3 separate regions of the Mus musculus genome follow, and all the other regions are linked to region 1. Evidence: chromatin loops called from intact Hi-C (ENCODE). Cell type or tissue: left cerebral cortex. All regions are shown on one strand.

The links. Hi-C counts contacts between places; a loop is a spot of excess contacts. Peaks named below come from ENCODE experiments on the same cell type or tissue, not always from the same donor. Only the 100,000 strongest peaks of a DNase experiment are listed, where the experiment ranks them.
Region 2: a loop joins it to region 1, with 7 times the contacts of the local background. A loop is called at or near these places in 3 of 42 quality-filtered maps.
Region 3: it touches region 1 in a loop (2.9-fold over the local background); 2 of 42 quality-filtered maps call a loop at or near these places.

The regions. Positions count from the first base shown.
Region 1 is chr2:13,006,389-13,014,388 of GRCm38, forward strand. C1ql3 (C1q-like 3) reads right to left here and starts at 4,476. Exons shown (of 2, transcript NM_153155.2): 1 at 3,872-4,476. The coding sequence starts at 4,459. In left cerebral cortex, CTCF peaks have their summits at 2,256 (motif pointing left), 4,502 (motif pointing left) and 5,502 (motif pointing right); DNase peaks (open chromatin) are centred at 2,105, 2,900, 3,492, 3,869 and 3 more places; H3K4me3 peaks cover 5,199 bases; H3K27ac peaks cover 2,620 bases.
Region 2 is chr2:12,774,054-12,782,053 of GRCm38, forward strand. No RefSeq gene overlaps it. Among named protein-coding and RNA genes, the nearest start is that of Pter, 150 kb to the right of the region's middle. In left cerebral cortex, no CTCF peak of the experiment used is centred here; DNase peaks (open chromatin) are centred at 1,676, 3,031, 3,841 and 4,744; H3K27ac peaks cover 2,042 bases.
Region 3 is chr2:12,455,661-12,463,660 of GRCm38, forward strand. No RefSeq gene overlaps it. Among named protein-coding and RNA genes, the nearest start is that of Mindy3, 40 kb to the left of the region's middle. In left cerebral cortex, a CTCF peak has its summit at 4,260 (motif pointing right); DNase peaks (open chromatin) are centred at 261 and 557.

The DNA of each region.
Region 1 (8,000 bases):
TAAATGAAGTAAGTGTTGCCATTTTGAGTCCAGAAAGCACAACCAGAGAAACCTGCTAATGCATTGGTGTGAATCCACACACTAGAAGGTTATCCTTTGCACTTCTTATTTCCTTTGTTGAATAAAACCAGTGTGGTAGCTTTATCATAGAAAGCAATTTCCTAACATTCGAACCTATGTGACAGTCGAGGACCTTCCCAGTTAAATACCCACCATCTGCCAGTGGCCGTGATGTCAGTAGCCTGTCCACCCATCACACTCTAAGAGTATAATGGGACGTGGAATTTCAAGCTCTGATATCTATCCCACTGACTTCAGCAATTCTTCCTCGAAGCCATCAAACTATTGAGGAAGGTAATGTGTTCGCCTTGAAGGCTATTTTCAGATTCCTAAATGTGCACCGATTTCCACATTTTGTCGGGGGAGTATAATGCATCCTTTTCTGGCCCAATATACCTACTTCTTCCTAAATTCACTTTAGTATCTTTTTTAGAATGTTAACTATATAGTTTCTTGGCTTTATCTTCAGTATGCATTTCTCTGCTTTTAAAGAGAATACTAATTTGATATAGCACATCATCACTCTTTCTGAAAAATAAATATAAAATCCCACAGTATTACTCTTTCCAGTGTTGTTCACATCCATTGTTACCATAACTAATAAATTCTAAGTGAAAGGCTTATCACTAATTATTGTATATGACTCATTTTCTGGCAATTTAGTTTTTATTATGGTGGTTTACTGTAATGACATTATCGTAACTGTGCTCAGAAACTATTCCTTCAGGTTTTTAACTACAAGTATCCAAGCATTAGAAATTTTTCCTGTATTTATGTAAAGTTATTTGAGCTCCATTTTTACCTTTCATATGCACTGTGATGGGCTTTCAACAAATGATATGATGAAGTGTAGCTAATGGTTGCATGGGGGTTATGTACTGCTTTATAGTGAGTGATATGTTTGTAAGAATATTGTAAGCTGTATAGTTTTAGCATTGTCTTATTACTGAGGGATTATCATTGTACAAAATATTTATGGCAACATTTACTAATTGAATTAATCGTTGCTGATGTTCTGGAAATTTGATTTTCATTGTACTCCAGTGGAACCATAAACAAAAGGTTAAGTGGTACATCAGGTTAATTTATTGCCCTTTGATGTTTCCATCTGTGACCCTCCATTCAACACAAAGCATAAATAAAATGGCACTCATATGGTTGTGGTCCAGAGACATTGCTCCCTCCGAGATTGAAACACTGCATTCCTCCCTCATTGTTAATATCTGTGCTTCTCAAAATTCACCTAATCCACAGAACATCACTCTGGCACGGATCTCTGAGTTGATGTTTTATAAAAACAAATTAAGTTATCTCAGAGGGGGAAACTGTGACTAATAAACAAGCATACAGACTATGACTGAAAATCAAGAATAAAGTATTTATTTTAAAATTAATTAAAAAGATTTTTTTTTACACAAGATTTTCCACTTGGCACTGGCTGCAGCCAGACTTTACAAAAGTGTTTTATTCTAAAGACAAAACTCCTTAGCTGTAATATCACAATAACCACTTTCTAAGATGATCCACACTGAACTCGGATGCATGCTGCTGTTTACCACTCTTCATATATTTTTCTGAATTACCTATTACCCACTTTTTTTTTTGAGACAAGCAGCCAATGACGAGCATCAGAGGGGTTTTACCCAGGTGCTTTCCTGATTCCCATAGACCTGAATGTTCAAGTGTTACAGGAAGCAGCTTATGCCCTAATGAAATGGCTTAAAAAGAAAACACATGTACCTTTTAATTTTAGAACTCATATTCTGAGGACTTCTACTCGCTGCTACATGCATAGACTTTACAATCTAACTACCAATGTCTGACTCTGTTGCGCTTCTTCCTAAGGCTTCTTACATTTGCAATCTCCAGCTCTTTTTTAAATTACCATTTCTATATTGTTGACAAAATGAGACCATTTGTACATTTTAATGAGTGACTCTAAAAACATATTTTTAGTATAGTAGTGTTTTACAGACCTAACTTTTGAGTCTGAGAGCTACCTGCTGGGGGCCACTTCATAAGTTATTTGGTCAGCCAGACACAGCACATCTATTTTCGTATAGTGAGTCATGTCCTTTGTAGCCACATTCCTGCAACTACCTAGCCCATTGTCCAGGGAACAATTTTTATTTCTCTTAATACTGCTTTCATGCATAATAACTGTAATGAACAACCCTGCCAGTGCCTCCTGGTGGCCATGTTTTCTTTTTATTTTTTTTTCATTTTTAATTTTTTTTTAAATTTTGTATTATTCCTAGTGTCCTGGGTGTTCTTTGAAGGGATTTGCAGAAAAGAAGATACCTTTTAAAAGTGTATCATAATTAGGACATTCATCTTTTACCTTTGGAAAAAATCTGACACTAAAATGAGTCTTGAGTAAAAGGAAGGAAGGAAGGAAGGAAGGAAGGAAGGAAGGAAGGAAGGAAGGAAAAGAAAGAAAGAAAGAAAGAAAGAAAGAAAGAAAGAAAGAAAGAAAGAAAGAAAGAAAGAAAGAAAGAAAGAAAGAAAGCCCTAAAGGTGCTCAGTAGAAAATTGCGTCTAGATAATATCTGAATTTTCAGGGGACCAAAGACCTAGAGCACGCCGGCCCTTGATAAGTCAAAATTACTGCGTGAAACGAGGTATCTTGAAGGTGATGACAGGGACGCGGGATCTTTCTTCTTGTTGGTCAGTAAGCAAAGTGTAGGGCTCAGGAACTCAGCTAGCACAGTTGGCTACCAGTACGAAGGCCTCACCACCGGGTGCCTGCTACTTGGACTGTGCAGAAGGTCTGATTACACTTTTAGGTAGTTAGAAGTGTATTTTCTCCCTGCGGCTACAAGAACAAAGATGCTTCGGTTTTGCACTGACTTGACTCTAACAAAGGCAAAGTAGTCCTGGCCCGCACTGCAAGCCAGTGTTCCTTGTGGCACCACCTACCAGCTCTGAAGAGCAGGTCCTGATTCAGGCTCATATGAGGCTATTTTGCAGCCAATGCAAAGCCAGGCAAGGCAGCTGTGATCAAGTAGGCTAGGATTAGGAAGGGCCTCTGCCGCGCTGCCCTGGAGATAGTGGGTGGTGAAAGGGCTGAGCTCTGACCCGGCAACTTCCCGGACCACTTTCTTGTTCCTTTTCCTACTCCAAGAGTGGGGGTTCCTGTGTTTGCATGCCAGCTGCTATACTGTTACAGTGTAAATGCAACTTTTTCTGTTCCCAGCAGTTCTTCCTTTGGAAACTAACTGGAGTGTAAAGTGACTATTGAGTTTCACCGCCCAAAGCCTCTCAAAGGCCATGCCATTACATGCGCGCGGCAGAGTGCTGTCTGAGCCCTGGGCAGCCTTGTCTGAGACTCGCTCTTGGGGTCCTTCCATCCTCCCCGGAATGCTGGTCTATCTCCTCTGAATCTGGAGCCCTGACACGCCCATTTCGGGCTTCTGAAACCTTCTACATTCTCAGAAAAAGGCTGGAAGCGACTCTAAACTGCAGATAATGCCACAGACCAGGGATTCCCGGCCTGCTGTAAGACAGTTGCTGCAAGTTCACGAGTTGGCCCCGGGGCCAAGATCCCAGTTTCTCGCCCCTCGAGGGTTATGCTCTCAATTGCACGCGCCGAGCACGGTTCTGGCACCCTAAAACTACCTTGTCTGGGCTGCAAGGCGCTCTCCTCTGCGTATGACCCCCGCCTTTCCAGCATGTCACAGAGTCCCCCTCGCTTTAGCCCGGGGAGCCGGGTTGCCGCACCCTTCCTCCGCGGGCTCCCACCCCCATTTCCGGGGTCTCCTCCCTCTTGTCAGCACCTTCTCCGCCCTCCCCACTGCCTGCCCGCGCTCACCTGGTTGTTTTTGCAGAGATCAGCCCACATGCTGGTGCCGTCCCCTCCGCGCATCAGGACGTGGTAGGTGAAGAAGTAGATACCCGGTATGGAGCAGGTGAACTTGCCCGTGGTGGGATCATAGTGGTTTCCGAGATTGGTTACCACGTCGTCGAACTTGAGCACCTCGTAGCCTTCGTGCTGCCGTTTGAGGCCAGCGTAAAAGGCGATCTTGGGCACCGTGCTATAGGTGGCTGCACTGATAGCCCCGGCCGCGTTCAGGCCGGGCGCCCCAGGCGGGCCGGGCAAGCCTTGGCGACCCGGCTCTCCCTTCTCGCCCGGGGGCCCCACGGGGCCCGGCGGTCCGGGCTCTCCCGGGGGCCCACGCGGGCCTGCCTTCCCCGGCCTACCGGCCTCGCCTTTGGGACCCTGGATGAAAGTGGGCAGGGACTGCATAAGGCCCCGGTCCGGAGTGGCGGCGGTGCTGGGAGCCTTGGTGCCCCCATAGGGGTCGCAGACCATGCGGCAGGTGCCCAGCATCTCGTAGTGAGCCGACGTGCCGGCCGAGCTCACCAGCACCGGGATGAGGATGACCAGCAGAAGCACCATCACCACCCCCAGCGCCCCGGCGGCGATCAGGCGCCTCCTGCTGCCCACGAGCCGGCTCAGCGCGGGCCGATCCTCTTGTCTGCTTTTGGACAAAATTTTGAAGGTTGGGCGGGGACCTCTTCAGAGCCGAAAACAATCCCCCTTCGAACCCCAACTCCCCTGGGCGGGCGCGCGCCGGTCGCTCTTGACCGGCTCCTGCTCCCCCCCGCTGAGGCTGCGGCTAGGGAGGGAGCTGGGGCGCCAAGTGACTTGAACTGAAGTCCCGAGCTGGGGGTGGGGGTTGGGGGGAGGGGTGCTCAGGGCGCCCTCTCGCCTCCTGCCAGCCCCTTCGCACCTGTGGCTGCGGCGGGTGCCGGAGCGGCCACCCGGAGGGCAAAGCCAGCTGCCGCCTGCTGCGCTCGTCCGGAGCAGCTCACACTTTTATGCCGCTGCTGCCCGTGATCGACTTTTCCTTTTTTGCAGACTGCGCCAGTTCTCACCAACTTTCTGTCTGAAGTTGCCCTTTTTTTTTTTTCTGCTTCTTGCTTTTCTTTTGTTGGCTTGGTTCGTCTGTCCTTGTCTCTTTTTTTTTTCTTTCTTTCTTTCTTTCTTTTTCTCCTGCAACTCCAACAGAAACGCACCCCCCAACCCTAGAGGGCTGCGGTTGCTTGGGGTCGGGAGGCCCCTGAGATGCGCGGAGCAATGGCAATTCGCAGGATCCGCGGCTCAGAGAAGCTCAGGGACAGAGGAGATAGGAGCTAGCCAGCAGCATCGAGAGCCTCGCCGCCGAAAAGCTGAACGAGAGAGCTGAACGCAGAATTCTGCCTGGGTACCACCTGCCAGGAGAAGAGGAGGCTGACAAACGCGCGCCGGAGCAATTTATAGGAACCCAAGGCACAGAGGAAGGGGAGCCGCTTTGGCATCTCTCTGCAGCATCTGCTCTGCTCATCCCACTCACACAGAGTTTGGCATTACTCTGACAATGTGGGATTTTTTTTTTTCGGCCTCTCCCCCCTCTCAGCAAGGGATGAACAGTGAAACCCTGAATACTTCCTTGTCTAGCCCAGACGATGGCAGCGCCCTAGCTGGTCATACTAGGGGGAGGGAGACAGCTGCGCAACTGCTCTCAGGACTCAAGGGTCACACCTAAATCTATTTCCCCAGTGCCAACAGCTCTTGTTGGAGGTGGAAGTGAAGGTTGAAAGGAGGGAGGTTTGATGACAACATTTCTCCTCTGGCTCATCCACAATCAGTGCTTCAGGTGTTTTTCAAAATGCCACTTTTAACATAAGGAGGGCTCTCTCCAATTTTCCAGACAGTAGATGTGCGTGCTTTTTTTTTTAACCTTAGCATTTGCTTCCATAGCCTTCTAGATGAAATAAGATGAGAACAGTGACGTGTACTTAAAAACCAAAGGACATTTCTTGATTTAAATGAACTTGCCCACCGCCCAAAAGGAGGAGGGCTGGTTCTTTTCACAAGTGCCAAGGGCTTGAGCATGCATGTGCATTTGACTCAGAGGCTTCCAGTTGCAGAGCCCTTCAGGAGACACCATCATTGGACTTGAAGTTGCATTTGCTTAAAAATGCAGCGTGCAGGAGAAGTCATCCCTTGTCCAAAGGCCTTTGAAGGTCTTACAATAAAGCAAGTGGTATTTGCGAAAGTGCTGGTTTTCATGAGACAGAGTTCTTTCTGTAGGTACCATAGCAGATTTCCCAGATATGCATTAGGGGAGGGAAAATAGGGAAATTATGACAAAGAACAGCCACCACCCCTAACAGTGGAAGAGCTGGAAGAAGAAACCACTTGAATTTAGAATACTAATAGAGGGGCCCCAGAGTGAGTATTAGGGGAGTTACCCCACTGGCAAATACATTTGACATATAAGAAGGGTTTAAATAAGTAAGTAGAATTGGTTTCCTAAATCACACTTTTGCATTCAGGAGCAATAGATGTCAATCAAACGTGGATGACATTTACTTGTCAATACGGAACGATGGCTGGGAAGACAGTTACTTATTACAACGGGGTGAGAATCTGAAATAAGGAGCAGGAACAAATAATAATATAACAAGCAAGTAGTACATGCTAGGTAACTATCAGCAGACTCTGGTCTTGCCTGTAGGCTCCACAGCAAGGTATCTCCTTCAAGATTCCACAGCCCCTCTGCACTGTGCCCCATCCCAACAGTTAAGTTCCTTCTCTGATTCAAAGCAAAGTCAAGTGGGCAGACATAGAAACCTTCATTGGCTTCCTGGAGAGGAATGTCAGCAACTGAGAGAGAGTCAACACTAAGGAAGTGGGGCTCTAGCCACTGGTAATGAGGAATGACCCCTCCGTCCCTCAAAACCTTAGCTTTTGTTTTAGGATACATTTGACACATATATTCTGTACAGTTTTGCTCATGTGAACTACCTGGTTTCTGTATTTTTCCCCCCACTGGCTAGCATGGAGAACAAACATTCCAGATCATAATATCAACACCTACCTTTCTAACACCTTCTGAGTTATTTCTCAGAGAACTTTCTCTGAGGTGAGAAAATGGTAAGCTTGTGATGTCCATAATGGAAGGAAATATACTAATGCAACAGAACCTTCTATCCTGTTCCTGGATATCTCAGTCCACGGAGCCTTTTCATTACTAAGAAGAGTTTGGTAGAAGGGGGTGAAAAGGTTTTTGTTTAATAGCAATAAATAAATGCTCATCAAAAGCCCAGAACACAAAGAGTTTTCCTATGAAAGATGCGTATTTTATGAGTGAACCCATCAATGCAAATGTGAAATATTAGAGTCAAGACAACCCTGAGAAATTAGTTTTCACCTTGCTCATACAGGCAGGAAGAACCAGAGCTGTGCAGAGAATCAGGGCCATTGGTGACCCTGCTGGGATAAGCTCTACAAAATATTAATGCACCAAGCCCCACCTGAGAGGAGTAATAAGATGGGGGCTTTCCTCCACTAACCTCTTCTTAGGACAATGCAAAATTTGACATTTCAGGCAAGGGCCCTGACATCCTGGAAGACTGCTAGGGTTTGTCTAGTGCTGCTTGTTCAGAGTGACAGGATCCTCTCCAGAGTCCCAAGGCTGACCCCATACTCTGTGCTTTTCATGAAGTAAGTTGGAATTGTTGCCCTCCTTCCTCTTTTCTAGAAACACCCCACCATGAACTTGGAAGGGGAAGCAGCCTTTGTGTCTGTAAGGTTCTCAGGGATGACTTGGTAGTAAACGAACGTATGGCTGCTTGCTGTCATTTTCTACTGCTCCAGTTTGCAGACGCTTCTCTGGAGAGTTACTCATGCTTCATCCTTTCTTCTGACAGTTTGAATAAACCGTCTGATGTGGCTTATTACTCATCTTCTTTATGTATATAATAATAGAATATGTGTCAATTAAAAAATATTTAGTTTTCTTTAGTGCTCATGAGAAAAGCAATTTTTCTCTCACAACTGATATTGGTCTTGAAAATGACAATGGAGTCTCTTTTGGACAGCATCCTTCTGCTGTTTCTGAAGAAAAGAAACAAAACAACAAAAACAAAAACATGCCTGGCATTCCTATTAC
Region 2 (8,000 bases), 230 kb before region 1:
CATTATGCTATATCATGACTATAACTTTGTATTTTTAATTGTTCCATAGCATTCCAGTACAACATTTCAGTACAGAGCATTTCATGTAATGAGATATTTTTTCCAACCACATTTTAAACCATAAGTAGTATGGTATGGTTTGTTTGTTTGTTTGTTTGCTTTTAGAAACCAGTGGCATGGTTCAAAGGACATGTCTAACATCCATGAGGACCTGGGTTCAATTCTCTGGTACTATCAACAGAACAGAACAAAAACAAAAATGTGTTTTATTGCATAAAGGATGGAAAAATACATATTTCTTTATGTCTAGTATTTTTTCATCTTCCTATAATGTTGACATATTTGTCACAAAGTGAGATCATAAATGATACCTGCCTACTTTTGCTTTCCATAATTTCCTCTATACTGACCCATATTGTTCAAGGTAGAAATTCTTTAAAGACTGTATGTATGTATGTATGTATTTATGAATCTGTCTGTCTATCTATCTATCTATCTATCTATGTATCTATCTGAAATATTTCCACTATCCATATATTTAGTTTTCCCCTATTTGCTAATTTTAATGAATGCTTAGGTTTATTATTTTAAATAGTGCTTAAATAAATATGGATGTCTCTTATCCATACCAATTTTGATGCCCCTGATTATATATCCAGAAGTAGGATTTTTGAGTATTATAGTAATAGTACTTTTGGGTTATTATTTTTTTTAAAGAGAGGCCTCTGTACTATTTAACTGTTTTATGTGGTTGGGTACTTATGTTGGATTCATAAGTATTTGTGTAAGTAACAACATGACAAATTCTTTTAAACAAATCTTGTAGCTCTTATGTTATTGCTGATTTAGAGTTGACTTACAGAAATGGGACAGTCAATTCAAAGTTGTAAGCAAATGGACGAGGCTTGCTACTTATTGTTAATGACATTGCTTTCTAAACTTATATTACAAATGCCTAAAATTTCTCCCAAAGAGCACAAAGGACCAGCTTTATATCTATCTTTATAAATACCTAAAAAATTTTGTCTTTTTTTCAAGTTTTGCGAAAATGGTGGGCAAAATGTCTGACCTAAGTGCTTAAATTTGCATTTCCTTAATAACAGATTTCATGTTATAGGTTCATTCTCTTGTGGTCTGTATATTCATGCCTCATTACTATTTCACTATTGGGTATTTCTGTTAGATTCTTTATTTGAAAAGAAATTTGGAAAACATGCATGATGGAAAATTAATGATATTCTAAGTTATGAGTGGCTTTTTTTTCCGGTTTTGTTGAGATGAGCTCTCAGGTAGAGAGAATTGGTCTTGAACTAGCTATGTAGCTGACCCTGGCCCTGAACTCCTGGTTCTTCGCACTGCTCAAGTTCTGGGAGTGCTTTATTGATATAGAATCTGTGGTTCCCTTAGAAAAACAGGGCAAATTTATATTGACTGAAGCTTTCCCACATACCAGATAAATAAGTGTGTGCTGACTTCCTTCTGTTCACACTCAACCAACAGGCTGTATGTCGATGGATGAAGCCTGTAATACTGGGAGCTCCGTGAAAAGCAATACAATCCCCACTGGTTTTTCTCCATGATTGTTAGCAAGCAAAATAGGCTGCTATGGCACTCGCTGCCTGGACCTCTGTGGTTTATTTCTTCCACCTGGTTCTTTGGAGAGTTTTATCGCACACAAATGGCATTCTCTGAGCCATCACCATGGAAACCCAAGGATTCCTATACTACTTCTGTAGAATGTAGCCTATCTAAACTAGAGGATGGAATTCACATCTCATAGTTCCTGTCTCACAGTAACTTTGACCATCATGTCAGTGGGAATGGGTATTTGAAGTCCTTTCTTGTATAGGGGAAAATTTCACCTGCCTGTTAAGAAGTCCTCCATGTTCTTATTTGATTGTTTGGGGTTTTACATTGTTGGCACTGCAGACTGAATGCACAGCTTTGGAAATTCCTGGCAAACACTTTCCTACTGAGATATATTACCAATTCGTTCATGTACACACACACACACACACACACACACACACACACACACACACACACACACAGTTTTTATTGTTAATTATGTATCTGCATGTATGTGTGTAGGTACCTGCAGAGGCAAGGAGATAGCACTGGATATCCCTGGAGTTGGAGATAAAGGTGTTCATGATCTTCCTTAAATGAGGCTTAAAACAAAACCTGGGCTCTCTGCAGAGTACTTGCACTCTCCCTGACTGAGTCATTTATCTAGCCCATATATTTTATGTTTTATTAAGTCTCTCAGGCTAGCCTCGAACTTGCAACCCTCATTCCTTTGCTTTTCAAGTAGTGGAGACTGCAGTACTATGTCTAGTGACCTCTAAAGACATTCAGTGTGCACTCAAATTTGAGAATTATGGAGCAGGGTGGGGGAGAGGGTATAGGGGGCTTTGGGGGTAGCATTTGAAATGTAAATGAAGACAATATCTAATTTAAAAATTCAAAAACATGAGAATTATGGAGTGAGACCTCATAATTCAGAGACCTCAGCTTCTAATCTGTGTTCTTACTCTAATTCAGCAACCAGAGGAAAGTTACCCACTCAAAGTTGTTTACTCTCTGTACCTCAACTTCCCTGTTTACAATGTATTAGAGGCCAAAGAATCTTCAAAAGTGATTTAAGGCTCAATCCAAATTATTTTGTAATAGGTTTCAAGTTATTTTTGATTTTGTCATTAAAAATAAACTGTGGGCCATAGGAGAGCCTCGACCTCCAACAAACAGCATGTTCTTCAATAGAAGCAATCAATGGAACTAGGAATAATTGAAAACAAATGCATGAATTCTGGAGACAATCCAGAGATGGCTGACTGCATTTGAAGCCTGCAATATGTCTATGGGCAAAGACTTGAGATTCCTCCTTCTTCTGCGTCTGTCATCTGTCTGTCTGTCTTGCCCTGTTTCAAGATGAAAAAGACTGGCTTCTGCCTGCATGTGGTTCACCCAGCTCCTTTTCTTCATCTGGCTCATTTGATCTTAATTACCGGGCTGCTTCTTGCCTCACAGCCGCTTGTTTAAGGAACATATGGCAGGAGGTGCTGATCACAGGCAGCAGACAATGTGTTACTAAAAGGAGAAGAAATTTTCCTTTACATAAGAAGCCATATGTGGTCCAAATTTATCCATACTGTATTACTGCTCTGTGTATTTAAAAAAAAAAAACTTCTCTGGTATTTCACAGGTATTGGTTTCAAACTCTTGTATATTTGATAAAGACCTGCTAAACATTGGCTGGGATTTTTTTTTTTTTTTAGTTTGTCTTATAATACTCTTGGATCCTTTGTTCACATCAGCAACAGTGGGATACAACATCTACTGCCTCCTCTTGATTCACCCCCTTAGAGTACCCTCAGATCTTTGGTCTCAGTGGGTGTTGTCAAGGTGCTCTTTCCTTGAAAGCAGTCTAACTGCCAAAGTCCCCACACTTCTGCTGCACAAGGTGGGAGAACAGACTATTCCTTCCCCAGGTCCTGACTCTTTGTCCCTCTCAATGAGACAGGGAGTCTCTGGAGCTTTACTCTTCAACACCTCAGAAAACACCTGCATAGCATCAAAGCTATGGATCATGGCCGACTGCCAGCCATCTGGCTGTGGCCCTCTACAAATCTCCTTCAATGCACTTCCCCTTTAAAGTCTTGTCTCGAAATCCTCTTTCACTCTCACCCAGCTTCATTTGCTTTCCACCACCTCTGGCCATTGGGCCTTTCAGAGAAAGCATTAGACACAAGGACTGCTGAGTTTCCTTCTGGCTTACAGCAGCTCTGCCTTGCCATCATCCTCAGAGCTGAGTATTTCCTACTGTGGCACCTACAAGATCTAATTGCTTGGCATGCTGCTTCTGACATCACGGTCTGTTGCCATGGAAAGTGCCTCCAATTCAGTAGGATGACTTATCTGCCAGAAGGAGAGGATGCTTAAGAGGAAGACATTTGTTTAAGCATAAATATCTTTGATATTTAGCAAAGAGGCAAGAGACACTGTAGAGGACAACAGAGGAAGCAAGAATTCCAATTTTCATGCTTCTTGGCTCTCAGGGCTCCTCTTAGGTACAAGCCAGGTGTTCAACTTTCTTTAGGTCTTCACATCATGTAAGAACGTCAAGGTGATTGTTACTTTAGCTCTGGGGTTCACTGGGAATAGTGTCAGTGCTTGGAAGTGCTCAGAGTTCAAAAAGCAGAGCATCATTTAAAATATTACATCAACTTCTTGATGTTTCTATCAAATAATTCTCTGGGTAGAAAGATGAGCAGTCGTCATTCTAAATAGAATTGCTCATCTCAGAGAAGTGATATCAATGAAGGTGGTTTACAGATAATTCAAGCTAGTTTTCCCCTTGTATATTTCTGATAAGACCAGCATCCCCATATTTGCTCCTTCAAATTCCTCTAATAATGTCTACTGTTGAATTGATGGGGTTTCCATGAACAGCCTTGCCAAAACTCCAAATCCATTCTCATTACCTAGATGCAACAATGCCATGGCAGTTGACAACATTGTATCTGGAAAATTGTTAAGAGTTATGGTTTTCTCCATTTGGTAGCTTGTAATTTGGTACTTAGAATTCTAGGCAAGACAGCAAATTTGAATAAATGTGTCTACATATCCTAGACACAACTTTTCTCAAATCATCTTAAAATGGAATGTTTAAAAAGAAGACAAAACTATCTCATATGCTTGGTCCTGGACACTCTAGATCTGCAAAGAAAGTTCGAGAAACTTATGCAAATAGAGCAGTATGGGGGCCTGGGGCCATCTGGTCACAGATTGCTTATGTGCAAAGTTAGAAGCCCTTAAGTTGGTCAGACAGAAGAAACTAAGCAAAGAATTTCTGATCTTTCTCTTGGTGTGTTAGGGTTTCTACTGCTTTGAAGAAACACCATTACTAAAAGCTACCTGGGGAGGAAAGAGTATATTTGCCCTATATATCCAGATTCATGGTATACCAGGAAAGCCAAGGCAAGACCTCAAACTGGGCAGGAATCTGGAGGCAGGAGATGATGCAGGAGCCATGAATGAATGCTTCTTACTGCCTTGCTCTTTGTGTCTTGCTTTATTAAAAGCCCAGGATCACCAGCGCAGGAGTGTCCCCATCCACAATGAGCTAGGTCTTCTCACATCAGTCACGAATTACAGAAATGCTCTCCAAGCTTGCCTATATCCCAATCTTCATTTTCTCATCTGGGCTTCCTTCTGTAGTTTATATGAAGTTGACATAAACTAGCTAGCACACTTAGTCTTATCAGACCTGAGAAACAGGTACCAGGCACCAGAGTGTATGTTCCTTTTAGGGACTGGAAGTAATGAACACTTGATTCTCATTGGCAATATAATATCTCCTACTAGAAGCTTAGAGGCCTGAAAGAGTTGAGCAGAATGGACAAGCACTGTCAGTTACTATGTTTAATGTAGAAAAAAATGCATTGCATGAGAGAGAACTGCTGGTTGAGACCTTATGGTGGTCTTACTCACTTTCCTACAAGTTACTGTTGGAAGCATTTGGAACATGTTAGCATCACAAGATCCAGGCCTCTCTGGTACACTTGGTGAACTATGTCTGGAGTATTTGAACAATAGCCTCTGTATCTGAAAGTAAAGTCAATTTGGTTCACAACATGAACTGTGGTTAAAGTGATTGCTGGGGTTGGGCAGGCCACGGGGAAAGGTATGAATAGTCAAAGAGAGGAAAATATCCAAGGATTCTGTGTGGAGATTTTCACTAGCATCCATTTCTTATATGTGATTGTCATTGCAGGGAACAAGAGGATGATCTAGTCAGTTTTCTTCTCTTCTCTTTTCTTCTCTTTTCTTCCTCCCTCCCCTGGGAAAACCTGAGGTCACTTTTCACCTCTTCCTAGACAACGCAGAGTTAAGGATCTGAGCTTCACTACTTTAAATCACAGCTTCATTTTCTACAAGCTGCTGCTGTCAGCAATAAATTAATAAAACTATGTTGTTATGATTTCTCCATTTGTCAAGTGGATGACACTGGTACTTACCTCATAGGGCTGTTGTGCGTTTTACATTGAGTGTTCACTTCAACATAGGAGAAAATTTGCATGCGCAAATACCCTAAAATAAGGAACAATACAAAATAAGCAAAAACAAAATTGCTGTGGTTTTAAAAATCTCAGAAGTTGAATGTGGTGATACATGCCTGTAATCCCCAGCACTCTAGAGGCTGAGGCAAGAAAATCTCTAAAAGTTCAAGACCCACCCAGGTCTACATAATGAAACCCTGTCTTAAAAAAAAAATCAATCAAATATAATCAGAAAAAGAAAAAGAGCAAGAAACAGAAGACTGGATAATACTGTAACAGCATTGTGAATTAAATAAAATGTGGCAATATTTTTTCAGAAGCCAGAGAAAAATGACAGCAATAGTGAAATGATGTGTATATAAAGTATATCACCATGAGGTAAGTATGTGGGATTCTGATGAGTGATACGAACCAGCTTCCAGCAGAGAGAAAAAGCAACAGAAAAATCACCAAACAATAATAATTTCACTTCTGATAGTGGGTCGTTTTACAGTGGGCATATGACTGTAACAGACCCCTGACCTTAAAACCCATTTCATAGGCCCCAACACCTGACAAGATGGGAACAAAGACCTACTCCATAGTTCCAGGAGAGTTTCTGAGTAAGAAGTCCTGAATGTAGTAACTTTGCATTGGGCTTCTGTGGTTCCACTTGTTGCTAACTCAAGTGTGCCCGTCAGAATTAGGTTTGGTGCATGAAAGACAAAGGGCTTGAAGGCTCAAGGTTCGAGACCTGGGACTGCATGACCTGGACAGGTTTCCCATGCCACCGCTGAGCAGCAGTAAGGCCTTTCTTTTTTTATTTTAAAAGTACATAGTAAGAATTTAGTTTCTTTAAAGTCCTAGTTATGTTATATGAATACATTTTTGTTTTAATCCCACAGGTGGGATAAAAGGCTACTTCATAACAGGCGATTATGATTTGCCTCATGCACTAGCAGGGGCATGGTTTTTGGCAGCTACAGTGTCTTAGTCAGGGTTTCTATTCCTGCACAAACATCATGACCAAGAAGCAAGTTGGGGAGGAAAGGTTTATTCAGCTTACACTTCCACACTGCTGTTCATCACCAAAGGAAGTCAGGACTGGAACTCAAGCAGGTCAGGAAGCAGGAGCTGATGCAGAGGCCATGGAGGGATGTTCTTTACTGGCTTGCTTCCCCTGGCTTGCTCAGCTTGCTTTCTTATAGAACCCAAGACTACCAGCCCAGAGATGGTACCACCCACAAGGGGCCCTTCCCCCTTGATCACTAATTGAGAAAATGCCTTGCAGCTGGATCTCATGGAGGCATTTCCTCAACTGATGCCCCTTTCTCTGTGATAACTCCAGCTGTGTCAAGTTGACACCCAAAACCAACCAGTACGATTGACCCCTTGTCAACTTGACACACAAACACATCACTAGTAAGCCTCAACCCTTAGTTCTTATTCATCCCCAAGATCTTAAATAACTTTAAAAGTCCCACAGTCTTTATATATTAAAAGTTCAATCCTTTAAAAATATCCAATATCTTTTAAAATCCAAAGTCTTTTTATAATTAAAAGTCTCTTAACTGTGGGATCCACTAAAATATTTTCTTCCTTCAAGAGGGAAAAATATCAGGGCACAGTCACAATCAAAAGCAAAAATTAAACTCCAACTGTCCAGTGTCTGGGATCCAATTCATGATCTTCTGGGCTCCCCTAAGGGCTTGGGTCACTTCTCCAGCCATGCCCTTTGGAGCACACACGTTGTCTTCTATGCTCCAGCTGCCTGTAGTCCACTGCTGCTGCTGTTCTTGGTGTTCATCTCTTGGTCCTGGCATCTCCGAAACACTGCTGTCTTTCACTGTAACTTGGCCTCAACAATAGCCTTTAATAGGCTCTCTTCATGGTGCCAAGCCTCAACTCCTTTGCATGACCCCTTCAGTCCTGGGCCATCAATTACAACTGAGGCTGCAC
Region 3 (8,000 bases), 550 kb before region 1:
AGGAATGGAAACAGTCACTTGATCTCCTCACCTTAATCAGGAAATAATTTACAAAATCTATGTGTTTACATTTTAAAGCAATATATTCCCTTGATAAGAAGTAGCTTTGTGATGAGCTATTACTGAGAGAGAGAGACTGAGTATTATAAATGCTTAGCGCTTTGTAGTTAGCGCAGATCCAACACTGACATTTAAAAATGATTCTAAGCTCCTCTTTAAAGCAAGAGGACTACGCATGTTGAAGGGTGTACATCTACATGATAATTCACGCCAACCATGCACTTTCTACAGAATATCAAATGCTTCCTCACATAAATCAGTTCTGAGAACTTAGAGGCTCACTCATTAAAATTTACTTGCAATTCCTGTAACCTTTTCTCAGGAAGCAACAGCAAGCATAAAAGGTGCAGGGTTTTTTTTTTTTTTTTTTTTAAATGTGTGCAAAGCTTCAACTCTGGTCTATAAAGGAAATTTTTTGTGAGGAGTTGAAAAGTCTGGCAGAGGGTGAGTGGGAAACTCTCAGGATTTTGGAAGTGTGACACAGTGGATTATAACAAATTAGAAAGTTGTCACAGAGGACTGATGGAAGAGATCCCAGGCTGACTCGGATTTTCTGGTGCCTATGGGATGGTAAAATTGTGTTAACATGCTTAGCCACTAGGTTTATTAAGTTCTCACCTCCCAATGCAGGGCCAATAACAGCCTGCAGATGTTGTGGGTACCATTGCACCACTGTTTATTACTACTGACAATGCTAAATCTAGCTTTCTGATGTTTATAGAAATCTTGTGTCTTCCTTTTACTGAATAATAAACATGTCTTTTCAATTACAGAATAAAGTAAAAACCCAGCATGACATGCAAGACCACTGCCATTTGGATCTCACTGTCTCCCGTTTCTGCTCACCTAGCTCCCATGTTTAGACTCAAAGCTGTTTCTCCCCCTCTTTATGCAACTATTGTGCTTACACATCTGTATTACACCAGTCACCACAGTAAGTTATTAGTAAGTTACCTGAGTGCCTATGATATATAATATTAAAAAAAAACCAAAAAACCAAAAAACAAAACATGGGTACATACTTGGAGTTGTTATTCAATAAATAGATGCTTGGGCTTTTAAATAAAAACCACAACCATCAACTGAATCATCTGTTTGACACGCGCAACATGAACAATTCTATGAAAGAGCTCACTTTCACCTTTGTGCCACCTGCTTTTTTTGGGGTATGGGGAAGTCTCTGCAGAGAGTTAAATGTCTTTCCCACTTTATTGATAGAGAGATATGTATAGATTATGTTATACTGACTAGGTAAAATTGCCTGCCTGGGTATGATCTTGTACAGGAGCTGTAGAGAGAATCTTTTGTGCAATGTATCGCCTATCAATAAAATGCTGTTGGCCTATTAGCCTAGGCAGGGAATAAGGAGGTGGAAGTTTCGACACAGAGAAGGAATTCTGGGATAGAATCAGGTGGGAAAGATTCACCCCAAGCTCTGGGGAAACGGATGTATTAAACTCAGAAGCGGTAACCAGCCTTATGGCATTCATCCCATAGAGTAAAGGGGTTGAGTTACAAGCTAGTCGGGGAGCAGAAAAAAAAATCGTTTGGCTTAAGCATTTATTCACAAATAATCCAGTTTCAGAGTTGTTACTTCTGGAACTTGTGCGCGGGTGATAAAGCCTGCAGTTAGAAGGAGCATCTTGTAAGCTACGTTTAGCCAGTGATAAAGAGTCAGAAAAGAGAAGCGGAAGGAGTAGGAATGGGTGCTCTTCTGCTGTTTCCTGTATAGTGAGGATACATACGATCAGAGTCAAGACTGTCTCCTGAAAACCAGCAACGAACGATCTGCTAACTTCTGGAATGGGGCTTTCCACTAACCTGCACGGGCTTCAGCATGGATCCTTCTGATCCACCAAATAACAAGGTGTGAGATGCTCACACCTTGATTTTAGTCTTCGGTGATTGAAAGCCCTCAACCTGTCCGCCAGACTTCTGATCTACCAAATATGTGACAAAACAGTGTCTAAAGCTGCTGTTTGTAGCAACTTGCTTTACAACAGTGTGGGTGGCTTCTACAGTCCTTCTCCAATTACGTTAAATACATTACATGAACTTGACTTTCTCTCCTTTTGCTAAGTTACTTGTCTATTTAATTTATAGTTGCTCCTAAGTCAAGCCAGTGCTTGCTAGCCAGATTAGAAAAGTCATTTCAAATCAGATCACAAATTGTTACTGTATCATTCTTTGTGTTGGGTTCAGGCTGACATTAAGACCTTAGTGTATCTTATAATAAATAGCAAAGACATAGTGACAGAAATAAATATATGTCAAGAAGTGAACATGATAGTTTTAAAGCGAGAATGCTTTAAAGTTGCAGGGGGGAGTATATGTATTTTAAATTAATATTCTGCTTGGTTCTTGGTTAAATATGTTCCAAAGTTTGAATTTTTAAAGACTTTTTGATTTTTTTCCTCTTCTGTATATACAAAGAATATATATTTGTTGCATTCTAAAGAATTTTTGCTAACATGTATTTATCTTTTCTAATGCTTTATGCTGCTATTATTAGGTTGACTAGTCAATCATAAGGCTAGAAATGTAACTATTTTGAATTTTGAGACATCCAAATTTCTAAGAAAACATTCATAAGACATGTGATGATATGTTTGGGAAGGAATTATATACCAGCATCTTGATAACCTAAATACAATATAGTTATATGCTGAGCCTATTGCATTTTCAAAGCTTTGAACTAGGCATATCAGACAAACTGAAAGTGGCTATTTATGATGATAGTGAATAAGTACTCATCAATAGGTTGACTGTACAAAGATTTGTGAGAGCCCAGGGGTTATATGGAAGGTCAGAATATGTATAAATTCTAGGTAACAGCCAAGACCTTGTGATGTGTGGAGAGCTGACCATGGAGTAGGCTATGCAAACAACTATGCTGTCACCAGGTAAGGGTTATGCTACACATCAATCAAAAGGCAAGACCAAGAAGGTACTTTTCCAAGGGTATGCATGTTGTGTGGTTGCTATGGATATTTTATATGGTTTCTTGATCAGAAAGGAATGATGATCTCTTTATAGAACACACTGTAGGGATGGCATCAGGAAGTGGATACATAAGGGAAATATTGGGGATTGTGAAGTCACTGATTTCTGCGGTCCTTCTTTGGTCTTCTTTCTACTTTTCAACCTGTCTTATCCATACCTGTTGAGCTAACAGTGAACCAGTATGCTTAGAAGGCTGGTCAATGGTAAGCCCTCCAAGTTATGTGCACACATGATCAGTCTATACGTTAAGAAGAGTCAAGCAAGTATTATAGAGCTTATAGGAGCAAGCCCAAACTACAAAGAACACATAGGACATAGCGAGAAATATCATGGCCAGCCAGAGAAGTTAATATGGTAGGTGCTGAAACTTGAGGCAGGTCTTGGAAAAGATGAAATCATTCATATATATATATGATGCAAGAAGGAGCCAAAGAGAGGGACACATTTCTGAAATCAGGACCCTGTGTAGGGATGTGAGCTGAGAGAATGCCCAGCTGGTGAGGAGAATAACATCTAACAGAGGATTTAGAGTTGCTCTAATAGACAATAGGGAACAATTTCCATTTGTCAAACAGGTGGTGCTAATGAATTGAGGGTACTTAGGAGTCAATCAACTGCTCAGCAATAAGTTGGCAGGTAAGAAGCTTTAATTTATTAAGGAGCGCTTGCATTGGAGAAGTGCTCCCCAAATGGGTTTGATAACAGCCACTCTGAGGTAACTGCTGCAAGTGAAGATCGCTAAGCCTTTCTTGTGATGCTTATCTTTTCCAGGTTTGAGATTAGAAACATTTTTTTTTTCAATCTCACAGGATGAATCATATTTATGTGTACATAGCTCTATCCTAGGTAGTTAGAAAATGTGCTCAATAACAGAGTTTGCATTTTCTCCATGGGGAAATTCAGTTAGATTATGCAGGAGGGAATACACAACCTTGGGGAGAAAATCCAGGACTCTAATGAGCTTTGTTTAGGCAACTTGACAGGTAGCATGTAACAGCTTTAAATGTATCCCCAATTTATTGTATATTTTCATTCACCAATTTCTTGATTGTGGTGTTTATAAGAATGAGTGCTTTTTCAGGTTAAAACACTGTATTCCCAGAAAAAAATGAATAATAACAAATGTTTTAAAAATGAAATGTTAAGTCTTTACCACCTGTCTTTCCTATCACTAGAGGCATTTCCTTCTTATCACCAGTAGAGGGAGAAATAACTCTTACTATAAATAGCTCTTCTACAAGAAATAACATCTCATTCATCTAACACAGTTACCATCATACACTTGGACTTGTAATTAGTTCATGGAAAGTGTACTTTTGTGTATTTTTCTTTCACAAATTAAACTTGAGGATTAATAAATGGTCCATGCTATGCTTGATCATAAGCTTTATGTGTGCTGCTTTTCCGGCACAATACATTCCATTGCAGGTTATTTGGAGCCCTTTACTGACCTCTCCCTTTGCCTATGCCTTCTATCCCTCTGAGACCAGCTGTGACCAGCATCTTTCTGAACAATATGATCCTTGTTTGTTTTTGACTTTCTGGTCTGCTGCCCTTCTATACAGTATGCTTAAATTCATTGCTCAATGCTACTGTTGTCTTATATCCATTAGAAAAATAAATAAATTTCGACATTCTATAAAATCCTTCATCTGGAACTTCTAGATGGAATATAGGTTTCCAAATAGTTCTTTTTTTAGTATTGTAATATGCCTTGAGATAGTTAAGACATGCTTATGTGCACATTTGTTAGACTTCATATTTAACTTGACATTTACATCTTTGTTTGGTAAACCTGATAATTAATTTTAAACACACTGACTGCAGAATCTTGTGGTTTTCATATTCATGATCATAGAATGTTGTGTCAGTTCATTGTGGTTGCTCAATAAATCAAAGGGTCAGACTGATATGGGGCTATTTTTGAATGCAATAGTTTCTTTTGAATCATTGTCACTTATATTTCCTTAATGTATTGATAGTGAATTTTTATTCATTCTAAAAGAGAAAATTCTTGTAAGAAAGAATGCATTCTGTACTAAGTAGAAATTTAAGGATTTAAATATAAAAATTGGAGGGAACATCAAAAGATATTTAAGTGCCTTAAAATATCTCCCAGAGTTGTTAAGAAGTATTATGTGGGTTAAGAAACTTCTCTTGCAAAATGATTACGGATCTTCTACAAGAAAAAAAAAGTGTGGTTATAAAAGATGTTTCATATAAAAAATGTTTCACACATGAAATTAAGACAAAATTATAGAAGGATCCTACCAATACTATTCATTGTTAAGAATGAGTTTATTCTGACACAAGGGAAAAGTAGATGAAAATATTGCCCAAGTACTGCCCTGTTTAAATAAATATGTCCCATGTACTTAATTTTAAATGTCTGTAAGTCAAGTTACTATCAGAGCACAGTAGAACTCCATGGTTTTTATATGCATGATCAGGGATTGAGATTGCAAGGCAAGTGTTCTATCACTGTCTTAGGTACTGTTTTATTCCTGTGAAGAGACAAGACCAAGACAACTCGAAAGAAAGAAAGAAAGAAAGGAAGAAAGAAAGAAAGGAAGAAAGAAAGAAAGAAAGGAAGGAAGGAAGGAAGGAAGACAGAGAGAGAAAGAAAAGAAAAGAAAAGAAAAGAAGAAAAAAGAAGAAAAAAAGAAAAAATTAATTGTGGCTGTGTTTACAGTTTCAGAGGGTTAGTCAATTTCATCATGGAAGGGAGTGGGGCAGCATGTAGGCAGAAGTAGCTAAGAGCTTTATATCCTGATTTGAAAACAATAGGCAGAGAGATAAAGGCAGAGAGACAGAGAGGCAGAAACTCTATTTGCGTGGGTTGTTGAAACCTCAAAGCCCACTACCTACAGAGACATACCTCTTATAACAAGGACACATTTAGTCCAATAAGACCACACCTCCTTATTCTTTCCAAACAGTTCATCAACTTGAAGGAAGTATGTTGTGGATAGTCCTGGGACTAGTTATATTTGATGTTAATTCCATTCTGTGAGTGGTTGAGAACAAGGAATGAGTCAGCATTTAGGTGATTTCCTGTAAACCTGCTTCCCATCCTAATTTGTAAAATAAAGGAGAGCTGATGATTGGGCAGATAAAAGGGAAGGTGGAGAGGAAGGCAGGGAGAGAAGAAGGAGAAAATGGAAGAGGGAAAGGGTGCAGAGGAGGAGGAAGAAGGAGAAAAGCAGAGCAGAAGCACATGGCCTGGAGAAACTGCAAGTTCTAAGGGGTTCTAAGGGGTCTCATAACTTGTGGAAGATGGTAGTGTAGCGGTAGATCTGCCCAATCTAGGCACACAGCATGTGATCATATTAACTGTGTTGTGTTTTTGTTGCCGGGCATATTTTGGTTGGAGAGATTAACTGCAACAGAAGTATGCTAACATGCTTATGGGGGCCATTCTTATTAAGCCACCACAGTCAGTAAGCAATATCCTTGGGTTTCTCCACAAATTTCTTAAACTTCTTAATTTATTTATCTAGAAAAAAATATAGCTATTATCATAATTTGCCCTATCAACCTATGATCACTACACTATTCCCAAAGCCTTCCTTTGGCAGTAGGAAGTCTTAGGTCACACAGTTTCATGGCCAAGTTCCATCATACTCATCATGATATGACACTGGTATTAAGAAAGAGACAAAAATATAACAATATAATCAGATTTAAAGAGCTACAGGGTACAGTAGTTAAGAGGGCTTGCTGCTATTCCCCAGGACCTGGATTTGTTTTCAGAACACTTGATACGGCTCAAAACTTCATGCAACTTCAAGTCTGGGGGATCTGATGCTCCTTTCTTGCCTCTGTGGGCACCATAGTCATATGTGTTCCTCTCACATTAATTTCTAATTAAAATTAATAGATACAAATAAAAAACAACAGCCCACGATGGGCAACACACATATAAAATTGTAGGTGACTATAATCTACAAACAATTTGAACTTTTGACAAAGACATACAATTTATACCAGTCTGTACTGTTATTTTTACAAATTAGATAAGAATTTTGAAAGTGTAAAATACTTAATGTTGATGGTACTTCATAGATGACTGAGTCACCTAATCTAGAAAATATTTCCAGTCCTGTCTCTTCTACCATACCCTGCCCTCTTCTGCAAATGGTCTCATGGCCCATAGTCCTCTGTGAAGGAGGCCAAAACTTATCATGTCCCATACCCTGGCAAGACAGACTCTGCTCCTCCATGTATTTCCAAGTAAGAGTTGAGGTAGATAGAAAATTTAGAGGTTACAACGTACATGTCTGTCTCTACCAGTCCCCCAGGTGGATCCAGTGAAACAGCGAAGGGTCTGCAGGGAAGCAGCCTTCTGTAGGGAAGCAGCCTTCCATGAGGCATTTCACAGACACCAGAACTGATATCAATGACAGATTCAACATGGTCCTACTGATTGTTCCTCCTCTCCTAGTGATGGACTGAGGAAGTTAATTACCACAATTTTTAAAATAGCTATATTTTGCTTTCAGAGTATGAGGTTCATTCTACCAGTTTCTTAACCATATTTCATGTATATTATCTATCGGACACATTTTTAAATGTGCACTTTCAACAAAATAATTTTAAATGAATCAAATTTCAATATAAACAAAAATTAGAACTTCTGATCCCAAATTGAACATATCCCATCATGGCTGCTTTTTCCCTCCTTAAACATGTGCAATTTTGTAGACCTTAGTCCTTCCAACTACTTTCCATGTTCTTTGTACTTTGTTACAATAGGATAATGTATTTCGACATTATTCCTGGTGGTCATTAAATATTTAAAATATCAGGTATTTACGTTTTACCTGTTCAAAATGAACCCAGCTGTTCACCTGATGAAAAGGTGCCAGATTTCTTCTTTCTTAGATTTAACTTAGAAGAATAAATTTGAAACAATTCTGTAGGGACTGTTGGTCACA